Linked DNA regions of Homo sapiens: region 1 is linked to region 2. Evidence: read pairs that join two places in POLR2A ChIA-PET (ENCODE). Cell type or tissue: OCI-LY7. All regions are shown on one strand. Each heading gives the region's core, and the rest is flanking DNA. Links, peaks and the distances in the headings are about the cores only.

What was found. Peaks named below come from ENCODE experiments on the same cell type or tissue, not always from the same donor. Only the 100,000 strongest peaks of a DNase experiment are listed, where the experiment ranks them.
Region 1: POLR2A ChIA-PET joins it to region 2 with 6 read pairs; 4 of 35 experiments call an interaction of 5 or more read pairs at or near these places.

The regions. Positions count from the first base shown.
Region 1 is chr11:103,823,497-103,830,718 of GRCh38, reverse strand. No RefSeq gene overlaps it. Among named protein-coding and RNA genes, the nearest start is that of MIR4693, 23 kb to the left of the region's middle. In OCI-LY7, for the core only: no CTCF peak of the experiment used is centred there; no DNase peak of the experiment used is centred there.
Region 2 is chr11:103,883,842-103,891,063 of GRCh38, reverse strand. The region is part of intron 3 of PDGFDDN (PDGFD downstream neighbor); the gene reads left to right. Among named protein-coding and RNA genes, the nearest start is that of PDGFDDN, 19 kb to the left of the region's middle. In OCI-LY7, for the core only: no CTCF peak of the experiment used is centred there; a DNase peak (open chromatin) is centred at 3,923; H3K4me3 peaks cover 1,088 bases; H3K27ac peaks cover 1,152 bases.

The DNA of each region.
Region 1 (7,222 bases), core at 1,622-5,621, 60 kb after region 2:
AGAGAGACAGAAATGGAGTCAAACTCCTTCTTTTATCAAGAACTCACTCCTGCAATAACTAACCTACTTACATGTTAATGGCATTAATCCATTAATGAGGGCAGAACCCTCACAACCTAAAAGCTCCCATCTCTCAACACTGTTGCATTGGAGGCTAAATTCCCAGCCCATAAACTTTCAGGAACACATTCAAATCATAGCATTTCACCCTTTGCCCCTCAAATGTATGTTCTTCTCATATGTGAAATATATTAATTCCATCCCAATAGCCCCAATAAAGTCATAAGTTGTTCCAACATCAACTGTAAAGTCCAAAGTCCAGATTCTCATCAAAATCAGATTGAGTGAGACTCAAGGCATGATCTATGCTGAGGCAAATTCCCCTCCAGCTATGAGCACATGAAACCAAAACAAGTACATGCTTCCAAAATACAGTGAGATAGACAAAAGATAGACATTCCCATTCCAAAAGGATGAAACAGGCAAAAAGAAAGAAGTAGCTGGTCGCAAGTAAGTCCAAAATCCAAGAGTGAAAACAGTAATAAATGTTAAGATTCCAGTATAATCTCTTTTGACTCCATGTCTCACCTCCTAGGCACACTGGGGCAGGGACTAGATACCCAGTGCCTCAGGGAGCCCTGCTCCTTTGGCTTTGCTGGGCTCAGTTCACCCAGCAGCTCTCACAGGTCTCATGCCTACAGCTTTCCCAGACTGGAATTGCATGCAGGTGGCTCAACAGTTCTGAGGTCTTGCGGGGGCTGCCCCACTCCCATGGCCCTGCTAGACATTACCTATAGGCACTCTCTGCAGGGGCTTCTCTCCTGTGGCCTTGCTGGGCACTGCCCTAGTAGCAGCTTACTGTGGTGGCTCTGTTCCTGTGACAAGTTTCTGCCTGGGCCCCTGGCTGTTCAATACATCCTTTGAAATCCAGTGGAGGTCACCATGGCCTCACAGCTCGTGCACTCTGTCTGCAGACTTGACGTGCACTGGAGCATCATGTGGATGCCGCCAAAGCTTACTGTTTGCACCCTTTGGAGCTGTGGCATGAGATGCACCTGGCATGCTTGAGCTATGGCTGGGACAGCCAAGGAGCACTGCACTGGGATGCAGAAAGCAGAGTCTTGAGGTGGCCCCAGGCAGCAAATACTGAGGTCCCATGTGTACTTCTCTGAAAACCTTGCTCTCAAGGACCTAGCTTGCCTTGATCACTGAAATGTCTTTGGGGTAATTTTCTCCATTGTCTTGATTAATACAGCCTGGATTTATTCTATCCATATTAATCTCTTTACCAAATGGTCACTTGGGCACACCCTTTGTATTTGCCCCTTAACATACTTTTTTATTCTGTACATGACCAAGCTGAAAGCTTTCCAAATCTTTCTGTTCTGCTTTGCTTTTAATTATAAATTTCTCTGTTAAATAATTTCTCTTTTCTCTTATGTTACTGTAGTGGCCAAAAGAAGCCATGTAGCACCTTGAATGCTTTGCTGCTTTGATACTTATTCTGCCAGATATCTTAGTTCATTCCTCTTAAGTTCTGCCATCCACAAAGTCCTGGAACCTGGACACAATTCTGCCAAGTTTTTTGCAACTGTATAATAAAGATGGCCTTTATTCCAGATTTCACTCCCTTGTTCCTCAGTTCCGTCTGAGAACTTATCAAAATAGCTTTCAGTTTCCATATTTCTACCAACATTTTGATCACAACCACTTAAGTAATCCCTACAAAGGTTTAGGCTCTCGCTACAGCTCTTTTCTCCTTCTGGGCCCTCACTAGAATTGCTCTTAATGTTCCGTGGCAATATAAGCTTTTTCTTTCCTGAGTGTACAGAATTTTCCAGCTTCTACCTATCACCCAGTTCCAAAGCCACTTGCACATTTTCAAGTGTTTGTTCCAGCAATAGCCTCACTTCTCAACACTAATTTTTTTAGTGTGTTTTGTGCTGCTATAACAGAATATTTGAGACTGGATAACTTATAATGAACAGAAATTTATTTGACACATGGTTCTAACTTTAAGGGGCTGCATTTGGTGAGGGCCTTTGTGCTGTGTCATCACATGGTGAAAGGAGGAAGGAGAAAAGAGCTGCAGATAGGGAGAGGAAGCAGGGCAAACTCATCCTTTTATCGGGAACCCACTCCCGTGATAACTGATCCACTCCTGAATAATAGCATTAATCTATTAATTAGAGCAAAGCCCTTATGTCCTAACTACCTCTTAAAGGCCTCACCTCTCTACACTATTGCATTGGGGATTAAGTTTCCAACACATGAACTTTAGGAGACACATCCAACCTCTTACCCTTGTGTGTGTTTTTTTCACCTTTTCTGTGCTCTTCTGATTTAGATGTGCTTTTTAGAAAGAGCACATGGTAAGACGTAGTTTCTTTTGTCCAGCCTAACCAAGTTTTATCGTTCACCTGGAGAATTTATTACATTTTATTTATAAATACAGATTTTTAAAAAATTCATAGATGTCCTTATATTTGTGCTTATTAACCTTTTAAAAATATTTTCAGGAATTTTTCCTTTCTTGTTCTTTTGGTATTATTGAGCTGTTTGTTTGCTTTACCTCCTTAATTATGTATAGTTTGAGTATTACTCTATTTCTCTGTCTTAATGTTTATGCTAAAATATTTAGACAAATTTTTTTTTTTTGAGACAGGATCTTGCTCTATTGCCCAGGGTGGAATGCAGTGGTGCGATTTCAGGTCACTCTGCCTCCTGGGCTCAAGCGATCCACTCATATCAGCCTCCCGAGCAGCTGAGACTACAGGCATGTGTTACCATGCCTGGCTAACTTTTCGTACTTTTTTTTTTTTTTTTTTTTTTTTATAGAGACAGAATCTCACCATGTTGCCCAGGCTGGTCTCAAACTCCTGGACTCAAGTGATCCATCTGCCTTGGCCTCCCAAAGTGCTGGGATTACAGGCATGAGCCACTGTACCTGGTCTTTAAATGCACATTTAATTTTACAAGCTCTAAAGTTAATCAATACTTTTATGCTCCTCCTGTACACAAAAACGACCTTAGATTGCTTTAACTTCTATTATTCTCCTTCTACCTTGAATATTATTGTTATCTAATATTTTAGTTATGTTTTAGTTTTATCTCTGCAAAGCAAACGTTATTACTATTATTTTTGCACAGTTCACGTTTGTTTTGATTTAGCACATACTTGCCTTTTTATACTCCCTCCTCCTTTTTTAAAAATCTCAGACCTTGCTTGTGGACTTTCCCACCCACACAAACGTTCACATCTGCACAAATAACACTACTATCTTCCTTTAAAATTCAGTGGACTGTTGAACCCTTTGAAAGCCCATATGTAGGTCACACATTAAGAGCTCCTGACCTAACTAAAACTATCTTTAATATCATGATTTTTGGCATCTTACATATAAAGGATAGACTTTTTTGTCCACAAAGCTGTCGTCTGTAGAAATGGCCAATGAAAAATTCAGTGGGTGGATCAAATTGTTGCTCCACAGCACTGGCCCCTCCAAAGGAGATTTTCTGTCTGGGAAGACCCACCAACAGAACATTGGACACGACCACAGGGCAGGATAAGTCCTAAATGATTCCTCTGCACTGCCAGGAGCTGTTCTTTCCCATTCCTGCCCTTGGCCATTGGCAGCACTTGAATATCAGTTTGAAACAAAGTTAATGATTTCTGAGTTTCAGTTATACAACTTAAACATGATCTTGTGGATACAAACTTGTAGGACTAGGGAGGCAGCCTCTAGCTATAAGCAGCCTCTTGTTTTTTGCTTATTAGATTATTCAAGCTGTCCTGTGTCTTGCTAGAATGTTGGAGTTCATGGCCCATGCCTAAATCTTGATCAGCAGAAGCTACATGCAAAAAGATACTATATAAACATTAATGGAAAACAGGGAAGTTCAGTATCCTAAGAGAACACTCACATGCACCAAATGGCTACAGAATATTTTTCCAAAGCAAGAACAGCCTTGCACCTAACCTTATAACTGAGACAAACAGGATAAAGAACATGGGAGGAAGCTTCAAGAAGCAAACACAAGATATTGTATTGTACAAGAAATCTTTGGGAGTCCCAAAGATTTTTATGTATTTATTTGTTTATGCTCAAGCCACTAAAGTACTTACCTGAGTATGAAGATCTTGATTCTATTAGCACTTCTGATGATAGCAGAGTAGTGGACAGGGGGCAGCTTTGTGGTGTTCTGGTGATGATTGTACAGTGTCTTGGTATTAGTCATGAGGTGTGCCGAAAAAAAACTATAGATTTTGGAATCACATTAGCCTAGGTTCAAATGCTGGTTCTAATACTTCTTGGCTTTGCAAATGCTAGTGATTGCTTTAGCCTCTCTCAGCCTCGGCTTCCCAATTTGTCAGTGGGGAACAAACATATCTACCATGCAGACTTGTGAGGATTAGCTATAATGAAAGCAAAGGACTTTCAACCCCTACTCTATGGCAACTTCTCAGTAAAAGGTAGCAATTGTCATTATGTAACACTCATCCCATTAATAACTATTGCTTCATAATTTTCAGATTTATAAAAATTGTTTTTTACTTCCTCCACTCACCTCATAAATGGGCTGTAAAGGTAATTGTAGATGTATAAATGAGCTTGAGCACTTTGGTGAAATTTCAGACAATTCCTTTTAACAGAGTTCTTTAAGAATCCAGACAAAAACATGAAAATTCAAGTTCGTTACTAATAGATGAGTGGTTATTTTTAAATAATAATTTATTTCACTCAAACTTTAAAATACTACCAAATTTGACTATTTCTTTGATAATTTTTCCTCATATTTTGACATATATGGTATCTAGCTCTCCTCACAGCATTTTCAGTCCAAGTCCATAACTGGAAAAATGAAACACCTAAGGGAAGAATCTTATGAAATAATTGGCATCTTTTACATTTTGAGACTCTGTATTTGACTGTATCAGGGAATTACCTGCACTCCATGCTTTTCCTCGCTTCTGCTCGCAGCAGTTCTGAAGGGCTTAGGCTGAAGTCCATGTCCCTCTGTACAATTGCTATCCTTTTGCTGCAGGTATGTGCCCTGCTATCTAAGGTTTTGTGTTTGCATTTCCTCTCAGTTGAGTGCTCCAACCTATTCCCTTCAGCTGTTATGGTCAGGCTTAGTTTCTGAGATCAAATGAAAGGGACATTCTAGCCAAATAAATTCTATCCTGACCTTTCTACTCTTTACCCTGGTGCATATAGCTAGGAAATTCTAAAACCTTATAATTCCTATCATCCTTCCTCTTCAAGGCTGAGAACACAGCCAATTCTAACTAGCCAGCAGTCTGCCTCCTGTTCCCCTCAACCACTCCCTGACCTGTTCTCCTTCTGCAGAGACAAAGACATCTCTTACAGAAGGCACACCCAGCTTCAAATCATACTACCTCAAATTTTACTTTCAAAGTAGAATAAAATAAAATAAAAATAAAGAGAAAAAGAACCCAAGCTTATTTTTCTCTACCTTTCTATCATGTTTATTGATAAAACCAAGAAATGGGATCTAAAACCTAACAGACATTCAATAAATATTTATTATATGAATAAATAAACAGTGTAAGGTATGGGATGAAGTAAATTTTCTAAACCCTGACCATGATGGGTTCTGCGCAATGGCTAGTTTCGCATCCATTCCAACAACATTCTGTGGCGTCTTTCCAAATTGTAGAGGCTGGAAAGCTGAAAGCTGCATATCTCAGATTTCCCTGCTGCTGGTGTTCTAGATCTGGTTAAGGTTCTACCAACTTGATGCACTTGTATGAGATTTGGATTTGAAACTGAATTGAGTGGGGAGAGGAGCAGAGCATAAGGCATTCATTCTGTTGTAAATTGTGAGAAACAGTGCAAACTGGTTAGTGATTTCCTAATGTGATGGCTTGCTGAAAGCTCAGGTGGAAGCTTCCCTACCACTGGTAGAAATTCCTGGACTCTCAGGGTAGAGCTTTCTTCCACAACCTTTCCAGTGATTTTGTAAGTCACTCAACACATGATAATATCTCTATTTGGAAATAAACTGTTGTCTTCAGCCTAACTCTGCTCTAGCAGACACATCAAAGTTTATGACCTCTTTGATCTCCTTTTATTATTTAATCCCAATTTAAAATTTTTCTTGTGTAATATTATCTGGAACTTTTTTATTGTATTGGACTTAGAAAAATAAACACTTGGATATTTCCATTCACTCAGCCAATTTTTGTAATCAATATTTCTCCAGAGTCCAATAGACTCTTGGTACAACAAATAACACCTTGACATGAATACATGTATTTCATTATTTCACTATTCCAACCTGCTTGATGTAGAACTTTGAACCTCCTCCCCCTGCCATCCAAATCGAAACTTTCTCTAGTTTCTTTGTCTGTATTGTAAATCCACAGATGTTTCCTCTACCTGGTCATAAACAATTTTTTTGTGTTTTTCTAGTATGCAGTTTTTACTGATAGCCTCTGTCTTCCATGCTACTTGAGAATAACATCTATCATATGACTACTGCTTTCTACATGAGAATACTGATTCCTGACAAGGCAGGGGTTTCATGCACTTCCACAGCCAAAAGTTCAACTGACTGTACAATGCTGTATGATCCCTTGGTTATCACACTGTCTGAACAATACTGCTCCAAGAATAAAAGGAAGAATACATGTATTAGTTCGTTCTCATGCTGCAATGAAGAAATACCCAAGGCTGGGGAATTTATAAAGACAAGAGATTTCATTAACTCACAATTCCACTGTGCTGTGAGGGCTGCAGGAGACTTGCAATAATGAAAGAAGGCAAAAGAGAAGCAGGCACTTTCTTCACAGGGTGGCAGGACAGAGTGAGTGTAGCAGGGGAAATGCCAGTTATAAAACCATCAGATTTCTTGAGACTCACTCATTATCACAAGAACAGCATGGGGGAAACCACCCCATGATACAGTTACCTCCACCTGGTCCCACCCTTGACACGTGAGGATCATGGGGAGTATAATTCAAGGTGAGATTTGGGTAGGGACACAGAGCCAAACTATATTAATACCCTTCTTCCATAATCTATCACATGATTTGCAACCAAAGCGAAATGACTTATGCCCAAATCTCAGTATAATCAGAAAACGGCTCCCTTCACTGTATAAGGCTGAAATTTATGCATGATGTTTAGCGGGTGATACGGTTTGTCTGTTTCCCCACCCAAATCTCACATTGTAGCTCCCATAATTCCTATGTGTC
Region 2 (7,222 bases), core at 1,907-5,906:
CCAAGCATTTAATTTGTAGCAAGGCTAATGGTTGTGTTAAAGTTTGTCTGAGAAGAGACAATGGCTAGAGACCAAGGGTGTGGGGGAGTTGGCAACTTATCAAGGTTGTATTGTCAGGGGTCTAGTTGTCATGTCTGGAAACTATTGTTGGTAAAAAGTGTGTTTGTATTACTTCTGTTAAAAATGGGCTTACGAGAAACAAAAATTGATGATTAAGTAAAATGTAGCTTCATTGAATGTAAATTATGTTATGTAAGGTAGGTATTGTCAATATAATTTAATAACATGTATGTTTTTGGTCAGTTGAAATCTTGGGTGTATATATTGGATGGTAATATTGAGGACAGTATGGAAGGGAGAATAGTAGGAGCTCTGAGGAAAGGGAATGAAACAGGGAACTGAGTGAGGAGTATGGTTCCCAGGTAGAAGAGGCCAGTCCGGGAAAACTGCCCTGTGATGACTGTTTGTGTTCCTCCAAATTTCACATGTTAAAGTTCTAATCCCCAGTGTGATCATATTTGAAAGTGGGCCCTTTGAGAGGTGATTAGGTCATGATTATGGAGCCCTCATGAATGGGATACATGCCCTTATGTCTTAGTCATTTTGATTTGCTATAATAATAGTACCATAGACTGGGTGACTTAAAAGAAATTTATTTCTCACAATTCTAGTTCTGGAAGCTGGAAAGTCCAAGATTAAGGTACCAATTTAGTTCCTGGTAGGAGGCTTCTTTCTGATTTACAGATAAATGCCTTCTTGCTGTTTCCTCACATGGCAAAAATAGAGATTATCTCTTCCTTGTCTCTCCTTATAAGGGCACTAATCCCATTTATGAGAGCCCCACCCTCGTGACCTAATTACCTCCAAAAGGCCCCACCTCCTAATACCATCACATTGAGTATTGGGCTTCAACATATGAATTTGGGGGAGACACAGTCATTCAGTCCATGACACCTTATAAGAGACATGAGAAAGATGATCTCTCCCCCTCTGCCATGTGAGGACACAGCAAAGAAGCATCCTTCTACCAACTAGGACAAGAGCCCTCACTAGACACCAAATCAACTAGCACATTCATCATGGACTTCCCAGTCTCCAGAACCATGAGAAATAAATGTTTCCTGTTTAAGTCACCCAATTGATGGTATTCTGTTATAGTAGCCAAAACTGACTAAGACATGCCCCAAGTCAGGCTTTGGACAGCAACACTTCTGTTTATGTGGCCAAATAGGAATCCAGGGCTCTCATAGACTGAAAGAAATCATCTTACTTTCTATAGACTGAAGATGGTAAAATGTGTGAGAAGAATACTACAGACTAAACAAAACAAAAACTTATTTTGGAGGGGTTGGGATGGAAGAAAGGATGTAGGAGAGCCTCAATGCTGCCTTTAAACTGAGCAGGGCTAACAAGTACTATATGACACCTGTCATTTACCAGATTTCCCTCTGATGACTTTTCCAACCTGCCCACAAATCTTAGTCAGAGTAAATAGATGTTGGTAAAAACAGTGAACACAACTAGAAATGTGGAAAAGGAAAAACACATTCCTATCCCTGCTGGCCCCATCCCAGGGAACTAGAGGCATGCAGTTTTTAAGAAACAAGGAAAATTTATCCCATTTCCCCAACAGTATAGATTGACAGCCCCAAGATCTCCACAATAGTGCTTTTTCGTTTAAGGCACCTGAAAGAAGACATTGCAGTACATACCTCTGTGAACAGGAGCCAAAAGCATTCAAGACTAGTAATTCTCACCATGGTTCCAAGCAATAAAAGCTAACATGTATTGAGTATGTGCTAGGAGCTAAGTACTTCATATCATCAATTCATTTAACCTTAATACAAACCTTATTATTTTACTGTGCCCATTTTAAAGATGAGGAAAATAGGAAACAAAAATTTTAAGTCACAAAACTAAAAAAACTCAAAGCTAGAAACCCAGGATGTCTGGTTTCAGGGTGTACTCCTCTAACTACTGTGCTAGACTATGGCGTAGGTCTTTGAGAAGAGGTCATTCCTCTGGTATCTGTTGCTTGCTTGGGGAATATGTAGAATTAGATTTAATACAGTAGAATGCAGACCAAAACTGAGAGTCATGAATGATGTTCATGCAGCCACAGTTTGTGCTCTTGTTCTGATGTGTAGTCTGGCTCACACACAATACTCCATTTCATGTCTTCCAATGTCCAGCTGAATGTCACTAACTCACAAAGTCTTCTTTGTCCTCTCTGCCCTCACCTTCTGGATTGATCTTTCATTTGTGCTGTCATAGCATTCTCTAAAAACCTTTACTTCCTACAGCATTCATGACATGGCATCCTTAGTATCCATTCACTTATGTGACTCACTGTGCTCTGTTCCTTCTAAGGTAGAGATCTTATCTTTCTTATCTTTGAATTCCTGATGCCTAATACAGTGTGTGACAAATAATAGGTTCCTAAGCAACTGCATTAATTAAGCAATCAATTAAATGCCCTAAAAATCCTTGTCTGTCTTGGCACTTGAGTCACTAGGATTGTATTTCACTAACTGGACACTTTATCTAGATGTCCATAAGAAGAATAAACGCAGGGGAATTTTTTCTTTCCTACCTGGAAGTTGGAGGACAAAAAGGCACAACTTATTTCAACTATGATAATGTGATTCACCACTGATCGTGACTGCTTGTAACTAATGTCTTTATTTGCTGCTGGAGTATAAGCTCTCTGAAGGTAGAAGTCTCAATTTTTTCTTGGTCAATGCTGTGTCTCAAGGCCTGAGGCAGTGACTGGCACACCTTGTGTGGAGTGCAGAATAACTCTTAACTAAGAGTCAGAGACCTAGGTTTACATCTTGACCCTGCTTCCAACTTTCCACAAAACCTTGAGAAAACCTTACTCATTCTGGCCTCAGTTTTCTTCCCTTCAAAGTAACAGTCAAGATCAAGAAAATTGTACTTTTCATTTTTTTTGAAGATGTAGACATTGCATGGCTCTAAAGCTATACATTCATGAAGCAGGTGGTTGTGGTGGAATGGTCAAAAATACTCCCTGGTCACTGAGCAATGACCATTGTCAGTGAGATGTAGCCCCTGCTGATTGTACTGTCACTCCAGCTGTCTTTGGAGGTAAATATTAACAGTATACTCATTGGAGAGCAGAGCTGGTGGCAGTAACTGGCTTAGGATTACACAGATGATGGTGACCCATTGACAGGGGAACACTTTAAATTAGATTATCTGTAGAGACCTTTCCAGTTCTCAATATCTCTGAATCTATAATGTATGCAACTGAAATGAGAGATAAAAACAGATTGGAGGTAACTAGAATCCAACCACTGAAATGTTACTTCAAATGGTGATGAGTGAATATGATGCTATTTCTACTTGTTCCAAACTCTCATTTTTCATTTGAAGTCACTCTAAGCTTGGGACAAAGGGAAAAATCCCTACTTCTCTTGTTTGTCTATCATAGATACAATTTACACAAAACTCGAAAAGTACAGGGACACCTGAGCCTTTTCTTTTATTCTGCCTAAAACTTCAAGCTCAGAAAGGCTGAGGCTGGAAAAGCATTCTGGGATTGATATGCAAATGAGAACACCAGGCTTCACACTTGGCAGCTTCATATTCCTGTGAAGTGGAATTTTTTTGCTTTGAAAGCAGTGTTGAAAGATTGCAAGAGGTGTATGTGTGATGTCAACTATTTGTATTCCACTCATGTTTTCTGAAAAGACTCAGGTCTTGAAGACCCGTAACGTGTAGAATAACCATAGCCAAAATTTTCATCAGCTTCATTTCCAGCTGCTCAGCGGTGCAGCTGATATGCAACCTCTGAATGCAGCAGCAGTCATTGAGTTCCTTCCACAGAGCGCTGGAGATAAAACAGCTGCAATGCTCTCCCACTTCTCACACTCCCAGGAGAGGGGAAAGCCATAGAGAAGTGACAAACCAGTCACGAGCTAGTGAACACTAACACACAGCTGCAAATTCTGCAGCCTAAGCAGCATCTGGTGCTATCTTTCATAAGGAGATTGTTGTTTTCATAAACTGAATACTGTTCTCTGAGCATCATGGATAGAAATGTAGGTAAGAAATTTTCGGATAGTGCTTTATTTAGGGCATATTTCCTTAAGTCCCCATACTTTGTAAATATAGTACAAAACCTAAAATATACAACTGCTTTGGAAAAAAGGCAGGTTCAAGTGATAATAGAGAAATATAACTGTAGCCAGGGTCATTATAAAATTTTAATTTGTGTATTAACTGTAGGAAGCTTTGAGATGCCTATTTGTGTTCCAGGCAGCCAATGTGTACATATTTCTTGCAACCTGTGGGGAGCAGGTGAAAAGGAATGTGGTACTTTGCTGCATCTGACCACAGATGCTAAAGAGGTGAAGGACTCTCTACTACCATACCAGGGCACAGCATCCTGGTGATGAGGGGCCAGTCTAGAGTGTTATAACATGTGGCATAATGTAGGCTTGATTTTCTAAAGAAATTATGGAGGCTTAGGAGAATTTCATTATTTTAAAGCTGTATGGTACTGCAGCTCTCCCTGAGAACTCCTTGGAGACACTGCTTTTGAGAGCATAAGACTGCAGTCTAATTGCAAATGGGTCTATTTGTTGAGGAGAGACCTTCTAGGACCAGATGGTAAATGTGAATATTGGGAACTATTTTGAAATGTAAGTGAGCCCTGGGGCTGTGATGGAACAGCCAGTAGGAGAGGGTAGCAAGAGCCATTCAAGGAGACAAGTTTAAGATATTAGTGGGTATCCAAGGTGATAAAGAACACTTCCAGAACATCCAGACCCCATCTGCCTAAGGGATTTCCAGAGAGAGCTCCACGCCAAGAGGATCCCATTCTTAAAGGGAAGATGCATACCCACTCTTCTTGATCAGGAGCACTCTGGAGGAGGGGAGCAGTTCTGCTACCAGAAAAAGGAAGATAGTGACCAGGAGGGCTGGAGATCCAAGAACTTTAGGAAGTGGTAAGGGATGTGAATAACAGCCCCATGAAATTCATCGAGGGGGAGGGGTTGAAGAAGTTGATGAATATCAGAAAGATTTGGAGGTAGACTAATGAGTCCTTTTTATGTTGTTGAAGTAGATATTTTAAAACAGATGAGACTTTAGAAGGTGTTTCAATAATTGTTGATGAATCCTATGCTTGCTCTCATCTAATCATACACACACAAACATTATTTGACAATGACAAGCACGAGGTCTGGACATAGTCATTTGCTTCCCCCAACCAGTGTAAACTGCTACCCAAAGTAATTTATTCCTATGAACAAAGCCCGAACAAGGTTTAACACAGACCTGCACTGGGAAAACCTTACTCGTGACCAGGAGTATGCATCAGTCAATGAATTAAAGTATCGTGGTCTCTTACTATTTGCCAAATACAGAAGTTAATATGTCGAGTACACAGAACTGCTCTTGAAGCCTTTATAATTTTGTTGGTATAGATCAGTGACTCTCAACACTGGTTCTACATGAGAATCACCTAAGTCATTTTGAAAAACACAGTATTTGTCCCAGAAATTCTGATTGAATTAGTTCAGTGAAGGGCCTATATATCTGTATTTGTGAAGTTCCTCAGGAAATTCTGGCATGCAGCTCTGTTTGAAAACCATTGACATAGTTCATCTCCTAATTAGTCTCTCACTCTACAATTTCCTCCGTACTCTGCCATCAGAGGATTTTTCTCTTCAAATCACACCAAAGTTCCGTGTTTAAAATCTTTAATAGCTTCCTACCACATGGCAAAATAAATTTAAATTCTAACCTGGCATTCAAGGACCTTAGAAATGTACTCCCAATCTAGCTTTTCAGTTTTGTATTTTATCATATTCCATGAAGCTATAGAATTCAACTTAATAAATCAGTTCTTGCAAACAGCATGAGCTTCTTGATGCCTCAGCAATTGTTCCACACTCTTCTTCTGAAGTGCCCTTCTTCTACTTCAGTCGTTGGCAAAGCACAATCATCTTCCAAGTCTCCGCTGTAACATCAATTTCCCCAACCTTTCAGCAATGTAATGACTGCATTGTCTCTGCTCCCTTAATGCCATGTATATACCAAAATCAATCTTGTATTGGATCATATGACAGAAGCGATGCTAAATGGTCAGCACATTCTGTTTTATCATTTTTTTTTTCTGGACACACAAGAAGAGTATAGTTTCTACCTTCCTTTATTGCTATGTTAGGGTTGTGTACTGTCTTCTGTCCAATAGAGTGTAAATGGAAGGGATGAAAGCTATCCCCAAACATAGCCCTTGAGAATATCCCTGTGTATCTCCTATTCTTTCTTCCCTTACTGTGAAATCCTGAGATCAGTTATAAATTCCTTATGTTTAGGGACTGTGCCTTAGTCATCTTTGCATTTTTAGGAACCAGTAAACTGTCTAATTCATATAGCAGATGCTCAATGAACATTTATTAATTGATGCCAATATCTAGTAAAAGAAAAATAACTGCAATTAGGAGTTTATAAACAAAGCTGAAAGCTGATTACTGCTGGCAAGGCAGGACACAGGCCAATAAACAGAGAATGCAATAGACCAAAAAACAGAAAACTGTATCAAAAAGGTCAGTGTATCCTTTGGGAATATAGCTGGCATACTGAAGAGGTCAACATGGCATTTGTCTTCAGAGCAAGCTAACAGGCTATGGAATAGTTTTATAATAATGGTCATGATTGACAATATAATTCCTTGCATATGCTTAGTGTAATATACTGTATGTTTTCAAAATATGTTACCTATTATCTAATTTGATCTAGAAAACAATACAGATAGTTGGAGCAGGTATTATGATATCTATTTCAGGTAATGAAATTGAAGTACAATGAGATTAAGTACTTGCTAGAGGTCACATCTTAAGTAGTGGCTAAGTTAGACCTTAGTTTTCCTAATGAGAAACCCAAAGCCCTTCCCCCTGGGCAGTAGGCTGTCTGCTTCTATACACTACCTTATGACTTGGACCTGTCATCTCTCTGTCATCCATGTGCTACATGGCGTTTTCAGTCATCAACAGTAAAAGCTTAGAAAGATATTCACCAGCAGCTGCTTCAGTTTTACTGATTAAATTCCTAAGCCTCTTACTGTTTTTGCAATGGCCCTCACCTCTGAGGTTAGTGGAAATGGCCAGGTTGACAGAGAACTAGGGAATCCAGACTGAAAAAGAACTCTGAACAGCAGGCATAGTGCAAGACAATAAATAGTTGTAGCTTC